Linked DNA regions of Homo sapiens: region 2 is linked to region 1. Evidence: chromatin loops called from intact Hi-C (ENCODE). Cell type or tissue: Caco-2. All regions are shown on one strand. Each heading gives the region's core, and the rest is flanking DNA. Links, peaks and the distances in the headings are about the cores only.

Region 1 (10,500 bases), core at 4,055-6,554:
ATTTTAATGTTTGACCATAAGGTAAGATTCTCATAAACCTTTTATAACCCTTTACAATTTCTGTTAAAGAGCAGATCATAAACAGGATTTTGCTCCAAGAAAAACCTGTTGTCATTTATGCCAATGTTCAGTTTACAGAAAAACTGAATAATACCCCTTTAATTTTAGCCAATGGCCACACACAGAATTTCTTTTACAATTTTTTCACAAATCTGCCCCAACTTGCTTAAACCTTCAGCTTTATCTTATCTAATTGTAAAATACCCTTTAATGTAGGAAAAAAAAATCCACATTCCCATGACTTCTTATAATCTTTTGCCAAAAACACATTTCACTTTCTTTATACACCTTACATATAAAACTGTTTCTTTAGTAGTCTCAAATACTTGTTACGCTGTTAACTCTTGGCAACTTTTGCTTTTGGCAAAAAGCTTGGTAAGTTCAGCATTCTAATTATGTACTAGGCATGGAGCCTAGGACCCAGACAGAAGTACAGATAAGGTCTGACTCTTTCCAGCATCTTATTCCATGTGTCCCAGGCCTTACCTAGCCATAAAGCAGGCAAGTTACAGTAAGAGTCATAGTGGCATTTTATGAAGCATTAAGGGGGCCTAACGACCTTCAAATTGTACAACATTTCTTGCACAAACTCCCTTTCACTAATCCTTTCACGACTTACATAGACTATGACATGCTTAGACTTTCTGACTTTTCCTAAACATCCCTCTTTTTAAGCAACCAGTTGTTTTACTTTAGGACAAGAATCTACCATACAAGATTGTTTTTTATATAACATCTGTTTTCTTTACAACCTTCTTTGCATAGCTAGGGGGCATGGCTAATTTCACATGTCCCCAGCCCTATCTACAATCTAATGCTCCTAAATAAATTGAACAATTTTCAAAAGTCAAAGAAGCCATTTATGACCGTAAAGTATTTGGAAAACCTGATACCTGATCTGCATAATTTACACCAAATGTTACATTTTTGAAGAATTTTTGTTTTACCAATAATCTTTATTAAAACTGTCTTGATTTCCCTAAGATTACTAAAGTCACATGAACTGAACATCATTCTACTTTTTACTTTTCTGAAAAAATATTTGATTTAAGTTCTTCTTATTAATAAACTAATTAGAGCTCTTTCATATATAAACATCACACACATAATACATTTAAATATGGAGACACGCAGAAGATGAAGGACTCCTTCCCTAAGCCAGGAATTGAACCCTGGACCGGGGCCGCCATTGTGAAAAGAGAAAGCATGGCCACAAGGTTACAAGGTCAAGCTCCCAAGGACATACAAGACGAGGGAAACCTCGTCCAGTTTTAGTTTTTTGGGGGACTTGCAGCAAAGTTTGTAACTGACCAGTTTGCTGGGCCATCTTGAAAGCAGGCTTACAGGTGTCCTAACCCTATGTTCTCTCCTAAGGTACCCCTCTTTATGACAGAACAATACAGAAAGACAAAGTACACCAGATTGGCTACAGGTTAAGATTAGGCTTTCAAATCATTTCTCCCATTAATCAAAACTTTACAGAGGAGACAGTGATTTTTACCATTCATTCAACTGGTTTGCACAGAGGGGAAGGGAAGGGAAAAAGGGAAGGGAGCATTGCTTTTGGCAGTGTGGGGAAGGTGAGGTGCTCAGGGAGGCCAGAGAAAGACCTGCCCATTGGTGCCAACACTGAATCAAAAGTTCAGCCAGTTGCTTTTCAGTCGAGACGGGATCTTTTCCAGCATTCCCATTTGCTCTCAAGTTTCCCCTTTTAGGGAGGAAAAAGCTTCCTCTGTCCCACAATCCTACATGCGCCTAATCCTCTCACCCATAACCATAAGCAAAAAGTGCAAGGCAGATTATTCCAAAGAGAATAGCAATTAACATCCCATAGTGCCAAACCCATTCTTAGCCAAAAGGGACTTTACTGAGAGGGGCCTCTAACTTCCTAAATCTTAGAAGGGATTCTAACCCTCCTAAATTTGCCTTCAAATCCAGGGTCGGTCAAGTTTCCTTGCTTTTTAATAAGAGGGGCTTTTAACCCACTTTGACTTAAGGAGAGACCCTAACTCCCCTAAGTTGACCTCTAACCCAATGCCATCCTTCAGCCGAGTACCCAACCACTCACCCAAGGTCGGCCAACCAGTGCTGTCGTCTCTTTCCTTTGGTTTGGGGCTGAGGGCTTTCTTCAGTATCGTCCCTTCGGGGCTTGCCAGAAAGATGTTACCAGACCCCAACACTTACCCAATATTAGCCTTTGAGTCGGGGGTTTTCTCACTATTGTCCCTTCCATGGTTGCCAGAAGGATGTTACAGGAAAGGGGTCCCAATCCAGACCCCAAGGGAAGGTTCTTGGATCAGGCGCAGAAAATAATTCAGGGTGAGTCCACAGAGTAAAGTGAAAGCAATTTATTAGGAAAGTAAAAGAATAAAAGAATGGCTACTCCATAATCAGAGCAGCCCTAAGGACTGCTGGTTGCCCGTTTGTATGGTTATTTCTTGATGATATGCCAAACATGGAGTGGATTATTTATGCCTCCCCTTTATAGGCCATATAGGGTAACGTCCTCATGTTGCCATGGCATTTGTAAACTGTCATTGTGCTGGTGGGAGTGTAGCAGTGAGGATGACCGGAGGTCACTTTTGTCAGCATCTTGGTTTTGGTGGGTTTTAGCCGCCTTCTTTACTGCAACCTGTTTTATCCGCAAAGCCTTAATAACCTGTATCTGTGCTGAACTCCTGTCTCATCCGTTGACTTCGAGCGCCTTAACCTTCTGGAAATGCAGCCCAGTAGGTCTCAGCCTTATTTCACCCAGCCCCTATTCAAGATGGAGTTGCTCTCATTCAAACACCTCTAACAAAATAATCTCAACTGCAAAGATGAGATATAATCAATAATTATCCAATGTTTAAAGTGCACCAACATCTTGAAACAGCAATGTCGACAAGGCCTGTAAATATTTTACAGAGTTTCATTCTGAGCCCAATATAATTGACCAAGGCCTGAGGCACGGTTTTTTGTTGTTATTGTTGTTGTTGTTGTTGTTTAGACGGGGTCTCATTCTGTCACCCAGCCCGGGGTGCAGTGGCGTGATCTCAGCTCACTGCAACCTCCTCCTCCTGGGTTCAAGCTATTCTCCTGCCTCAGGCTCCTGAATAACTGGGATTACAGGCGCCCACCACCATGCCCGGCTGATTCTTGTATTTTTAGTAGAGACCTCGTTTTGCCATGTTGACCAGGCTGGTCTCGAACTCCTGACCTCAGGTGATCCACCCCCCTCAGCCTCCCAAAGTGCTGGTATTACAGGCTGACCACCACACCCAGCCTGAGGCACAGTTTTAAGAGGTCCTGAGAAAATGTGCCCGAGGTGGTTGGGCTACAGCTTGGTTTTATACGTTTTGTGGAGATATAAGACATCAGTCAGTACACATAAGGTGTGCATTGGTTTGATTCGGAAAGGAAAGGCAACTCAAAGCAGGAGTTTACAGGTCAGAGGTGGATTCAGAAATTTCCTGATTGCTATCTGTTGAAATGGGTAAGTTATTATCTAAAAACTGGGGATCAATAGAAAGGAGTATCTGAGTTAAAATAAGGGATTGTTGAGACCAAGTTTCTTATTATGTGGAATAGTTGGTAAATGTCTCTTATCAGACCTTAAAAGGTGCCGGACTTAGTTAAATCTCTCCTGGATCTGGAAAATACTTGGACAGGGGAGGGGATTCGCTACAGAATGTAGATTTTCCCTAGAAGAGACAGCTTTGCAGGACCATTTAAAAATATGTCAAAGGAATATATTTTGGGGTAAAATACTTTGATTTCTTTCAGAGCCTACTGTCATGTGATGCTATACCAGAGTCAAGTTGGAATTTGGTATCTCATTGCTGTGAAGAGTCTGTTTTTTCATTCTTAAGATCTCTGTTTTAACGTTAATACTCACTGGTCAGTTGTGCCTGAATTCCAAAGGGAGGAAGTTATAATGAGGCATGTCCAACCCCTCCTTCCCATCATGGCCTGAACTAGTTTTTCAAGTTTACTTTGGAATGCCTTGGCTGAGAGAAGGGTTCGTTCAGTTGGTTGGGGGGCTTAGAATTTTATTTTTGGTTTACAGCAACAATAAATGGATATATCTTGCAAAAAAAGTTATGAGACCAGCCAGAGATGATCACTAAGAATAATTAATATCATGAAAGCAAAGGAGAATGTTTTATTTGTAGGAAAGAAATAGGCAGTTATGGAAAAGAATGGATATTGATTTTTAAAAACGTTGAAACTGAACAACGCTGGTAAAGTTTCTTCAAAGTTCTATTTTTTTAGGTAAAAACATTAGCTACTTGATTTAAGAAAATGAAGAAAACATATTCTTTGAAAATGCTTTGATAAAGATAAAGCTGTACAAATTCAGTTTAACAATAAATGTTTGTCAAATGAATAACTTTCTTTTAATTTAAGGTGCTGTATTTTGGGATGTTATCCCTCAGAGGATTATTTTCTTGAAAAGGAAGGCATTTTTCTCCTTTTGGATTTGTTAGCAGTAAGTATGGCTATAACAATCATAAGACAAAAGACAAATATGTCTATTAAAGGCCGTTTCCAAACTGAATGCCACAGAGCACAAGTCTATGAATAAATGTGCCCCAAATCATGTTCAAAGGTACGGTCTTAAACAAAATTGCTCCTAGAAATTCATAATACACAGTGTTTTAAAGGCTCTGAAAATTCCTCTGGTTGGAAAGTCATTTTACCAGTGTTTTTTCAGTGTTTTCAAATACACGGGAACAAAGAATTTGTTTTTCTTTGTACTCCATCAACCTGTTAAGAAACAGTTTGTGAAGAGCTTGACCATATGAAAACCCATAGTCATTTATTAATAACTTCTAGTTTCTTCCCCTGATATTAAAAGATAAGGGCCACGTTAGACAAGGAGCAAAGATAAGCATTTTTAAAGAACTATGTATTATTTGGAGGTAACCTGAAGAAGTCTAGTGACTCATGGACCATTGTTTTGCAGAATGAGCAGATGTGAGCAAGCTAGGCCTTCCAATAGAGACAGTGCCATCTAGCAGCTGTGAAGAATATAGCCCCTTACTAGCCTCAATTCTAACTGGAATCCATAGTCAGGATGATATGGGAGGAAACGTACAATTTTGTTTCAATAAAATTTTGAGAGAGATTCTCACACAGAGTTCTAGCCCGCTCCCTGTCCGTGATTCTATGATTGCCACTATTCTTGATTTTATTAACAGAATAACAAACCTACTTTGATTTAGCAAAAGTGCTAAAATTATTTGTGCCCCTTAACCTCCCTGAAAGTTAGTTCATTTCTCTCTTTTCGATTTCTTTACCTGTAAAACAGAGATAACAACATTATATATCTTATTGTATTGTTGGAAGGATTAAATGAGTGATTGTATGTCTGTGTGTGCATCTAAGTGTGCATGCATACATATATATTATAGATTAAATATAGTGCCTAACATGATTCCTGTATTTACTGTTATTATGAATATTATTGCTAGAATATATTTAATGCTGATTCAACCAAATTAATTGCAAATTACAGATATTATTTAATGAAGATTTTATATCAATTTCAATCTTTCACATTTGCCTGTCTCCTGAAGTAGAGAAATAAAAAAACTCATTTCCTTGAGTGTTTTGCTTAATACAACTCTGCTGAAATATAAAGTATGTAATGATAACTGCTAATAATGGTTAAATGTTAATGAGAGCTGACTATGTACCAGGGAGTCTCATATAACTCATAATAACCCTTTGCAGGTAATATTATTATCCTTTCATTTTATAAAAGGAAACTGATGATGTTCGCAATTAAAACAAAAGCTTACATATTTCCTTTGCTATATTCAAATAACAGTATACTGTAAAAGTTAATCAACAAAAAGTATTTCACATAGAAGAATTAGATTATGGAGGCCATTGCTCTGGATGGAATTTTCTATACCTAAATTTTGGTGTACTGAAAACTACTTGTAGCAAAATAAAGGAAATATGCTTTATAATAGGAGAATTTTTTTGAATCCTTAAATACTCTTTTATGGATGATGATTGCCACAAAACCAAATTACATCTTGTTTTATTTTCATATGTGATTGTCATTTGCAGTTACCATCAGTTACTCTCTTAATAACAAAGAGATTACAGTTAGTATGAATCTTTACAAGCCTTAATAAAGCATATAAATTGGAAAGATCCTGTAATTACAGTGAACTCTGTATAACACTATCGAGCTTCGCCACTTAAAATGAACATCTTCACTTATTTGTGCAAATCTTTTTCCAACTCAGCCACATCAGTCACATTTTGGTCATGATATATGTTTATAATGACTTCAGAATTATATTAAATCTTTTACTTTTTATCCTTTTAAATTTCTAATGTTTGAAAATATAGTCATTACAATGGGTGTCCATTTTAACAGGAGATTTTCCTGACTCTGAGTTTAGAAGAAACTTAATGATAATAGAAGTGTTTCTCTCTTTTTTTTTTGAAGACAATAATTCTTAATATTTATTGCAACTTTTTTCCTTTTCTGTTTCCTTGCTAAAGTTGAACCAAAAAAAATTCTGTAATCTAATACTTGGAATAATGGTTGAATTTTGTGATAATCCCAAAACTGCAGCTCATGTCAATGCTTGGCAAGGGAAGAAGGATCAGACAGCTGCTAGTCTTTTAATTAAATTGTGGAGAAAGGAGGAAAAAGAACTAGGAGTAAAACGTGATAAAAATGGGAAGATCATTGGTGAGTATATTTATAATTGTTAGTAGAAGCAATTAATGTATATATTTTAAAAGATCTTTAAATGGTATTAAGAAAGCATCAGGCCTTTCACCCCTTTGTCTAAAGTTTTTTTTTTTTTTTTACAAGGGTTTGAAAAATTTGCTATCCTAAGTGACTGGAAGAAAACTAAGTAAATTAGTAGTAGGTTCATATTTTTAGAGAATATTTTTAAGAAATGGTATTTAATTATATTCTTTTAACTAAAAAAAAAATTAAAGTAGTTCCTAAAGATGCTTCTTTGGGTTTTCTGCTTTTATAGATAGATTCAATAATATTTCATTGAGATGTAAATAGATTGCTTCAAAATAATATTTTGGTATTTTATACATTTCTGTTCATTTTTCCTTTTTCTAAATCCATTAGGCAACATGATCTGATTAATGTTTATAGAGTTTACTTTTTATATGAAAGAAGATATTGTTTCCTAAATAAAAATAGTCCAAATGTTCAAAAATTTTAATTACTAGATTCTAAATTAATGAGACTTACAGTATCATAATTTTTAGTTCATTTACATATTCCATACTGCTATATTACATTTTTTTCTTTTTTTTTTCTTTTTTTTTTGTGAGACAGGGTTTCACTCAGGTCACCCAGACTGGGGTGTGATGGTGCAATCTTGGCTCACTGAAACCTCTGCCTCCCAGGCTCAAGCGATTTTCCTGCCTTAGCCTCCCAAGTAGCTGGGACTACAGGCATGCACTACCACACCCAGCTAATTTTTGTATTTTTTGTAGAGATGAGGTTTCACCGTGTTGCCCAGGCTGGTCTCAAGCTCCTGGGCTCAAGCGATCCACTCACCTCAGCCTCTGCCAAGTGTTGGGATTATAGGCATGAGCCACCACACCTGGCCAATATATTACATTTTCTTTTTTTCTTTTTTTTTTGGAGACAGAGTCTCGCTCTTTCGCCCAGGCTGGAGTGCAGTGACATGAACTCGGCTCACTGCAACCTCCGCCTCCCAGGTTCAAATGATTCTTCTGCCTCAGCCTCCTGAGTAGCTGGGTCTACAGGCACGTGCCACCATACCCAGCTAATTTTTGTATTTTTTTAATTAGAGACAGGGTTTCACCATGTTGGCTAGGCTGGTCTTGAACTCCTGACCTCAGGGGATCTGCCCAACTCCACTTGCCAAAGTGCTGGGATTACAGACATGAGCCACTGCACCCCGCCTACATATTCTAAGCCTTTTAAGATTCTTATGGTTTCATCTAAACGGTTCACTTTTTTTTTTAAATTTTATTTTAGGTTCAGGGGTACACATACAGGTTTGTTATATGGGTAAACTCATGTCACAAGGGTTTGTTGTACAGATTATTTTGTCACCCAGGTACTAAGCCTAGTACCCAATAGTTATTTTTTCTGACCCTCTCCCTCCTCCTACTCTCTACCATCTAATAGGCCTCAGTGTGTGTTGTTCTCCTCCATGTGTCCATGAATTCTCATCATTTAGATCCCACTTATAAGTGAAGACATGCAGTGTTTGGTTTTCTGTTCCTGTGTTAGTTTGCTAAGGATAATGGCCTCCACCTCCATCCATGTTCCCTCAAAATACATGATCTCACTATTTTTATGGCTGCATAGCATTCCATGGTGTATATGGACCACATTTTCTTTATCCAGTCTGTCATGATGGGCATTTAGGTTGATTCCATGTCTTTGCTATTGTGAATAGTGCTGCAGTGAACATTCATGTGTGTGTCTTTATGATAGAATGGTTTATATTCCTCTGAGCATATACTCAGTCACAGGATTGCTGGGTCGAATAGTAGTTCTGTTTTTAGCTCTTTGAGGAATTGCCACACTGCTTTCCACAATGGTTGAACTAATTTACACTCCCAGCAACAGTGTATAAGCATCCCCTTTTCTCCACAACCTTGCCGGTATGTTATTTTTTGACTTTTTAATAACAGCCATTCTGACTGATGTGAGATACTATTTCATTGTGATTTGAATTTGAATTTTTCTAATAATCAGTGATATTGAGCTTTTTTCATATGCTTGTTGGCTGCATGTATGACTTCTTTTGAAAAGTGTCTGTTCATGTCCTTTGCCCACTTTTGAATGGGGTTGTGTTTTTTCTTATAAATTTGTTTAAGTTCATTATAGATGCTGGATATTAGACCTCTGTCAGATGCATAGTTTGCACAAATTTTCTCCCATTCTGTTGGTTGGCTTTTCATCCTGTTGATAGTTTCTTTTACTGTGCAGAAGTTCTTAAGTTTAATTAGATCCCATTTGTCAATTTTTGCTTGTATTGTGATTCCTTTTGACATCTTTGTCATGAAATCTTTGCCCATTCCTAAGTCCAGATTGCTACTGCCTAGGTTGTCTTCCAGGGTTCTTATAGTTTTGGGTTTTACATTTAAGTCTTTAATCCAACTTGAGTTGATTTTTGTATATGGTATAAGGAAGAGGTCCAGTTTCAATTTTCTGCATATGGCTGGCTAGTTATCCCAGCACCATTTATTAAATAGGGAGTTATTTCCCCATTGCTTGTTTCTGTCAGCTTTGTTGAAGATCAAGTAGTTGTAGGTGTGTAGCCTTATTTCTGGGCTCTCTATTCTGTTATATTGAACTGTGTCTGTTTTTGTACCAGTACTATGCTGTTTTGGTTACTGTGGTCTTGTAGTTTAGTTTGAACTTAGGTAACGTGATGCCTGTAGTGTTGCTCTTTGTTTAGGATTTCCTTGGCTATTGGGGCTCTTTCTGGTTCCATATGATTTTTTGAATAGTTTTCTCTAGTTATGTGAAGATTGTTGTTGATAGCTTTATAGAAATACTATTGAATCTGTAAATTGCTTTGGGCAGTATAACCATTTTAATGATATTGATTCTTCCTATCCTTGAGCATGGGATGTTTTTCCATTTGTTTGTGTCATCTCTGATTTCTTTAAGCAGTATTTTCTAATTCTCATCATAGAGGTCTTTTGGCTCCCTGGTTAGCTGTATTCCTAGGTATTTTATTCTTTTTATGGCAATTGTGAATGGGATTGTGTTTCTGACTTGGCTGTTGGCTTGGCTGTTGTTGGTGTGTAGGAATGCTAGTCACTTTTGTACATTGATTTCGTGTCCCGCAACTTTGCTAAAGTTGTTTATCAGCTAAAGGAGCTTTTGGGCCGAGACTATGGAGTTTTCTAGATACAGACTCATGTCATCTGCAAACAGGGATAGTTTGACTTCCCCTCTTCCTGTTTGGATGCTTTTTTTTTTTCTTTCTCTTGCTTGATTGCTCTGGCCAAGATTTCCAATACTATGTGGTGAAAGAGCGCATGCCTGTCTTGTGCCAGTTTACAAAGGGAATGCTTCCAGCTTTTCTCCATTCCATATAATGCTGGCTGTGGGTTTGTCATAGATGGCTCTTATTATTTTTAGATATGTTTCCTTAAGTATTGTTTATTTTTAAATGTAAATACTTCCCCTTCTGATGACTTGTATCTTCAATCCATTTTTATTGTTTCTGAGTTTTGACCTATAGCATCATAAAATAGTTTTTATATTTATAGCATAATATATAGAAACCAAAAGTAAACAAGGTTACATCACTGTTAAACTGACATTACTCAAGTTCTGGATTTCAAAATTTTTTAAATTATTTACATAGAAGTTTTACTTTTAAAAAGTAATTTTGTGAAATTTTAATATTTTACATAAACAATAAAAATGAAGGCTCTAAGTTTTGCCACAGAGTGGGGAAGAAA
Region 2 (7,188 bases), core at 585-3,084, 53 kb before region 1:
TCAACTGAAAAATCATAAGATCTATAAATTTAGAAAGGAGACTTTGTTTCTTATAATGAGTTACAACCTGCAGGCTGGCCATTCTGCAGGCTGGGAAGCCCAGGCTCCCACAGAGACAGTCAACAGGCACTTTGAAGGAGGTGGGGTTGGAGCAGAAGCTTTATGCTGAATGAGTTGGCTAAACAGACATATTCAACAGATTGTAAGAAGAGCTGTGAATCTTCACTAAGAGGGGTGCTGAATAAACATGCATGTGACATGCATCCCATGCTCACTGTGGAGTGGAAACTTAACATTTAAATGCATTACAGTCCCTATACATCAAAAGGAGAAGCAGAGACATGAATGTACTAGTGCTCAGTCTCTGTAAACCTGCCAGAACCAGTCCATAGTGGGTGGTCTTTTATCAGGGGAAAGTTACTGAATCGGTCCCTTGTCCAATCAAACCTGCAGTTATGACTTGTGGAACAGGAGGGTCTTGTTAGTCAACATCTGGCCATGGATGAGCTGCAATTATTTCAATATTGCTTATGTCGAGGGCAGTTCTTATTTAACAGCTAGAGAAAAATAAAAACATTGCAGCAGTTAAAACAAAGGTTATTCTTTAAGTGTAGGTGTGAGTGACTTAACTCTTGCCTGGCATGGCCTTAGGTCTTGCTTATAATTTGTTATTGCCACAGAGTCCATTCTGTTAGCCTTCTGATCTCCATTTTAACATTAATGCTGGTCAGTTGTTGAGTCTAAGCCCTCAAAGGGAGGGGGAGCCGAGCTTGGTGGCATGTGCACCTGTACTCCCAGCTATTCCCGAGGCTGAAGCGGGAGGATCGTTTGAGCCAGAGGTTGGAGGTTGCAGAGCTACGATCCTGCCACTGCACTCCAGCCTGGGGGACACAGTGAGACCCTGTCTCAAAAAACCAGGGGTGAGGGGGACGTGAAAAGGGAGGAGGTAGGGGGGTATAGCGAGGCGTGTCCGTCCTTCCGTCCCGTCAGGGCGAGGAATTCAGCTTTTAAGGTTTATCGGGGGTCCTCTTGGCCAAAAGGGGGTCCGTTCAGTCGGTTGTGGGGCTTAGGATTTAATTTTTAGTTCTCAAACAGTAATAAAGATAATGATAATCTTGACCATACGGGATGCTGTGCCAAGCACCACTTAACAAACACTGTCATCTCATTCAATCCTCACAACAGTCCTATTTTACAGATGAGAAAAGTGAGACTTCAAGGGATAACTCGCTCTAGATTCAATAAACTGACTCAAAAGCCTTTTAACATTCTGTACAATACCTTTTATGTTTGTTTATTTAACTGTCCAGTTGGGCCACTAAAGTACAGATAAAAGCTGGGGAATGTAAGCGAGACTGGTCACTTCCCTGGGGTGAGAGAAACGCTTTCAACACTATCCGTCCATCGTATCACGCCTAACGTATCCCATAGACATCCCTCACCCCTCCACCCACTCATGCCTGTTTGAAGCAAGACTATGAAGACCGAAACACACCGGGAGCCTAAGGCACCACTCCCCGCTACCTACCGAGGTGCATCCTGCAGGCTCCTTACCGCAAGCCTGCAAACTCGCCCTGCCGGGCGCGGAGTGCAATTAGGCTTTGGGGTGGTTTGGCTCTCCGGCTTTCCGTAGCCTCTGGCCCCGCCCCCTAGCAACGCGCTGGCTTGTGTTAACAACCGGCCCGGGATCAGAGGTCTGGGTCAACTGGGGGGCGGCAGCGGCGCTAAGCGGACTGTATGGCGGTGGCCTAGGCCCCTGGCGGAATTTTGGGACCTTTCGCGACTCTAGCGACTCTCAGGCTGCCTTCCCTTCTCGGTGGCGGGGCCTCTTTGGGCCCAGCGGCTGCGGGCGCACTGTAGGACAGGAAGATCCCCCCACTCTCCACCCCGCCGCCACCGGCCATGTGGACAGAGGAAGCCGGGGCGACCGCCGAGGCCCAGGAATCCGGCATCAGGAACAAGTCTAGCAGTTCCAGTCAAATCCCGGTGGTTGGGGTGGTGACGGAGGACGATGAGGCGCAGGTATGAGCAGGTGTCTGTGCTTTCAGAGGTGGAGGGGGTGGGAGTGAAGTCTCGAGACGGGGTCCAGACCTGGGGGTGGCAAGGGTGGAACTGGGGACAGGAGTGAAGATGGGGGAAGCCGCGGGATGGAGATTCCAAGCGCAGAGCTAATCCTGATCCCCCACCCCCTGCGAACTGCACCGGTTGCGAGGGGCTGGCTGTTGTCAACCATCCTGTCTGGGGACCAGCGCTGTGTGGTCCTCCTGGAGGGTCCTAGCAAACTGAGTAGGCGGGGTTTTGCCGCGCTTCTTCGAAAAGTGGTCATAGAGCTACAGGGAGGAAAGGAATCATTCTTAGCAAAATCTTGATTTGATGACCTGATCAGTTTGAACTGAACTTTTTAATACGTAGATCCCTGTTACCGAGTGATGTTCTTGATATAGATGTAAATTTTCCCATGCTTAAATTTGCTGCGACTAAAGCCTGCACCCAGAGGGGAGGAAAACGCTGTTAAATTAGAAATTAAGCATTTTTAAAATATGAAATTGGAAGCTGGTTGTTACACGTTGGGTCGGAGAGAACCGGGAGAGAATAGAGTTGATTTGTTTTATTATGCTTGTACTGTATTTGGTTTTGGGTTTGCTTTTGTTATGAATACAAAATTCACTCTTGGAAGTTGATCTGTTGAGAAATTCCATTTGAGGCCCTTGGATCTCTATTCGAGGCGGAGGTGTTTAGAAACCCCAAGTTGTTTGTTTCCTACTAGGATTCCATTGATCCCCCAGAGAGCCCTGATCGTGCCTTAAAAGCCGCGAATTCCTGGAGGAACCCTGTCCTGCCTCACACTAATGGTGTGGGGCCACTGTGGGAATTCCTGTTGAGGCTTCTCAAATCTCAGGCTGCGTCAGGAACCCTGTCTCTTGCGTTCACATCCTGGAGCCTTGGAGAGTTCCTTGGGAGTGGTCAGTTGACTGGGGAATAGAGTTGAGCTCTCTGAGGTCTGACATTTACGCAGTAACCTGCGGAGCAACAGCATTTTGCATGAGGAGAAATAGGTGTTAGGGGAATTTGCCTAATCGATTTTGTGGACCTATTCCCCTCTGGGCGGGGAGAATTTTGAGGAACAATAGCTCTCCACTCCCTGGGCTGCAAGAAAGATCAACAATACAGCCATACTCCCAGGCAAGGGGCAAAACTGAAAAGTATGTGAATTTGATAACTGATGGCTCTCAGTCTTCCTTTACTTGCTCCAAGAAAAATTGGGCAACGTTATACAAGGCAAGCAAGCGTGGATTTTTTTTTTTTTTTAGGGAAAAATACTTTTTAAAAGCCATTGCCAAAATAGTCCAAAACATACCAAATGAAACAAGTATACCTGTGTATATGTGTGTGCATTTTCTCCCCATTTTAATTTTCTTTCTTTTCTTTCATTACTACTGCTCTTTCCAGGGCCTAGGATTCTCTTCCAAGAAGAAAGCAATCAATTTGCATTAATTCATGTTTCTGACTTGTTAATTACTAATTCTAAGAGTAGTAACATTTTCGAAGTACTGAGGAAAAAGGTAGTTTCTCCCCAAAGAAATAGAATAGGAACTTTTTATAGCTGGGAGAAATCTTAGTGATCCTCAGCCTTCTTGTTTTTTGCCTGTGGTTGTTTTTACAAATGAGAACCCTAAGTTCATGAGAAGTTAACTGAGTTACTCAGTTTCTTTACTCATAGAATGGGGGTCTAGAGACCCTGGAACGAAAAAATGATAACCTTTTAGGCCTCTGCCTTAGGCCAGTTTAGGAAAGATCCTGGGAACTGTTTCCAGTTCTTTCAAACCACTGCACATTTGCAAACTTCTCTTCTGCCTGTGTGTGCTTCTGAGACAGTATATCCTAGTGGCTAAAGGTGAGAGTATCACAACTACTTCAGTTCATTGTCAGCTTCATCACTTACCAGCTATGTGACCAAAGACCAGTATCTTAACCTTTCTATCAAATGGAGATAATGACAGTACTCATGTCCATTGTAAAGATTAAATTAAATAATATATATAGGCCGGGTGTGGTGGTTCACACCTGTAATCCCAGCACTTTGAGAGGCTGGGGAGGGCAGATCACGAGTTCAGGAGATCAAGACCATCCTGGCCAACATGGTGAAACCCCGTCTCTACTAAAAATACAAAAATTAGGTGGGCATGGTGATGCACGCCTGTAGTCCAGCTACTTGGGAGGCTGAGGCAGGAGAATCACTTGAACATGGGAGGCAGAGGTTGAAGTGAGCCAAGATTGTGCCACTGCACTCCAGCCTGGCGACAGAGTGAGCCTCCGTCTCAAAAAAACAAAACAAAACAAAACAAAAAGAAATAATATATAAGCAAACTTATACAATAATATAGAGAACTTATAGAGAGACCTATATATATAATTGAAAACAAGCAGTTATCAACATCATCATTGTCATTGTCATCATCCTTTATCCAGGGAACTAGAGCTCATAAAGTTATTTGGGCCTTAAAGCTAAGGGATTCTCTAGAATTCTGATTGTTCCCACTGGCTTCCAGGATGTGAGAGTGAGACTGGATGCCCCTGAAATCTTACTTGCTTTAATGCAGATTTCGGTCTGCTCACTTTATCCCTTCAGAGATGTTTCTAAGTTGCAGCTGGATTTCCTAATATAGAAATGCTACTTTGGCTACCTGGGCTTTTGATAGCTGTTTTATATCATTTTCTTTATTACAGACCTAAATTGAACCTTTCAGTTACCCTAACCTTAGTTTTTAGTAATTAAAGAAATAGGCTTGAATATTGCTGCCTAAGGCAGCAGGTAAAATGTACGGGTTATTTTGCTGATTTTTCTGTGTGTATGCTTTACTTCTGCATTAAGTGGTATTTTTTTCCTGCATCTTTCACAAAAATAACTTTGTAAAAGGCAATAGCGCCTATAAATTCTATCTAAGCTACTACAAATGATATTCACAGAGTATTAGATTTTTCTAACTTTAATAACTTTGAAATGTTCTCTGATAGAATTATGGAAAATGTAAATATAGATTATGAGTAAAGTTATTAGTAAATAGGGAAAACAATAGTTTAGGAATCTGGGATTTTGAATTGTTATTTTCATTCCATGTTGTGAACTTCTCATAGACATATTCTATGTAAACATTATATCTTCAAATTTTCTCTCTATAAAAATTTTGATAATCCCTACTGTAGTGATTCCAGCGTCTTCTTTTTTAAAGTGATTATCATACTTTTCCAGTTTCGAAACAATAAAATAGTACCAGAATTTTGGTGGCCATTTTCTAATTGTGAGGAACTTAGGACATGTTGCTTGCCCTTTCTGTGTCTGTTTCCTCATCTGTAAAAGATATTTTTAGAAATGCCTACCTCATCGAATTATTGTGAGAATTAAAGTATTTGTAAGGCATTTAGCACAGTGCCCAGCACATACATTCCAAGTGCCCCATAAATGGTAACTTTCTGCTATTATTAATGACTCTAGTCATAACAGCTTTATTAAATTATTAAATAAATTCAGATGATATTTACAGGGTTATATGGTTTGGCTTTGTGTCCCCACCCAAATCTCATCTCGAATTGTAATCCCCAGGTGTTGAGGGAGGGACCTGGTGGGAGGTGATTGGATCATGGGGGTGATTTCCCCCATGCTGTTCTCATGATAGTGAGTTCTCACGAGATCTGATGGTTTTATAAGAGGTTCTTCCTCTTTGCTCTCTCTCTCTCTGTCTTTCCTGCCACCTGTGAAGGAGGTCTTTGCTTCCCCTTTGCCTTCCGCCATGACTGTTTTTCTTGAGGCCTCTCTAGCCAGGTGGAACTGTGAGTCAATTAAACCTCTTTCCTTTATAAATTACCCAGTCTTGGGTGTGTCTTCATAGCAGTGTGAAAACAGACTAATACACTGGGTATCAAAACCTACCAAATAGGAAGATAGTTCTCAGATTGTTTTTCTAGTATTAATCCCAGTGTTTATGTGGCTCTGGCTTCCTACAGGAAGGTAGAGGTAATGTAGTTTAAAGGGTGCTTTATCCCCTGGAGAGTGATGGGATTGGCAGTGAAATTCACCTTAATCATATGTTGAAATCACAAGATATCTAATTTATCTATTTTCTATTTAGTTTTGTTCCCCTCATTCTAAAGTATCCCAACCCCCTTTAGAGCAGTGCTTCTCAAATTTTAATGTGCATATGGAGCACATGGGGATCTTATTAAAATGTGGATTCTGATTCTGTAGGTCTTAGATGAACCCCAGCACTCCGCTTTTCTAACAGGTTTCCAGGTGATGCTTGTGCTGCTAGTTGGAGGACCTCATTTCCCACTTTGAATAACAATTAATATAATGATTAGTTGACTGGCGTAGGTATCATGCCTGAACTTCCTTGCTCAAATTTGCTCTCCCTCTGAGAACCCATGAGAACTTCCACAATCTTTTAGTTGATATCATATCCTGTCACTGTCAGTAATACTTCCATGAACTGTGTGCTTAAAATTGTCTAGCCTTGTTTATAGGGTTTTTGCAAGAAATAACCTCTGTAGTTGGCTGCATGTGTCTATAGTGCCAGCTACTTGAGAGGCTGAAGCAGGAGGATCGCTTGAGCCTAGGAATTCAAAGCTAGCCTGGGCAACATAGGGAGACCCCCACTCTTTAAAGAGAGGAGAGAGAGAGAGAGAGAGAGAGAGAGAGAGAGAGAGAGAGAGAGAGACTCCTTGGTTGTCCATTGAGGAGTCAGGCAGAGAACTAAGGAACAAAGAACCAGAGTTTCTACATTAGACAGACCTGCTGGCCCATTTATTATTAATAGCTACGTGGCTTTAACAAGTTAGGTCCCAGGGCCTCAGTTTCATTAAGAGGGATAATAGTGCTACCTTTACTTGGTAGATTTGAAGACTAATTGAGATCAAAAATGCCAGACACATGAAAGGACCACTATAAGTGTTAGTCTCTTTCCCTGTAACTGAGTATCAAATGAGCAGGTTTCTCCCTCTGAAATGTCCCTGGGTAAAGTGGGAAATAAGTTCATCCTATAATTTGAATGAAGTAAGTCTGATTGTCTTCAAAGCAATTTATTAAACTTTTGATCTTAAAAGGTTTTGTGAATGCTTTTACAATTTCTCCATAAACATCTTAAGATGATAGTATTTTGGTATTTACATATGTATGTTCTGTTTTGTTTCTAT

What was found. Hi-C counts contacts between places; a loop is a spot of excess contacts. Peaks named below come from ENCODE experiments on the same cell type or tissue, not always from the same donor. Only the 100,000 strongest peaks of a DNase experiment are listed, where the experiment ranks them.
Region 2: a loop joins it to region 1, with 5 times the contacts of the local background. A loop is called at or near these places in 3 of 110 quality-filtered maps.

The regions. Positions count from the first base shown.
Region 1 is chr7:90,293,300-90,303,799 of GRCh38, forward strand. CFAP69 (cilia and flagella associated protein 69) reads left to right here. Exons shown (of 23, transcript NM_001039706.3): 16 at 4,450-4,531; 17 at 6,568-6,760. Among named protein-coding and RNA genes, the nearest start is that of FAM237B, 23 kb to the right of the region's middle. In Caco-2, for the core only: a CTCF peak has its summit at 5,059; a DNase peak (open chromatin) is centred at 5,042.
Region 2 is chr7:90,243,523-90,250,710 of GRCh38, forward strand. It overlaps CFAP69 (cilia and flagella associated protein 69), which reads left to right and starts at 1,652. Exons shown (of 23, transcript NM_001039706.3): 1 at 1,652-2,022. The coding sequence starts at 1,903. LOC107986819 (a long non-coding RNA gene) reads right to left here and starts at 1,609. Exons shown (of 2, transcript XR_007060423.1): 1 at 1,555-1,609; 2 at 1-557. RefSeq lists an enhancer at 2,517-3,029. In Caco-2, for the core only: a CTCF peak has its summit at 1,578; a DNase peak (open chromatin) is centred at 1,609; H3K4me3 peaks cover 1,470 bases.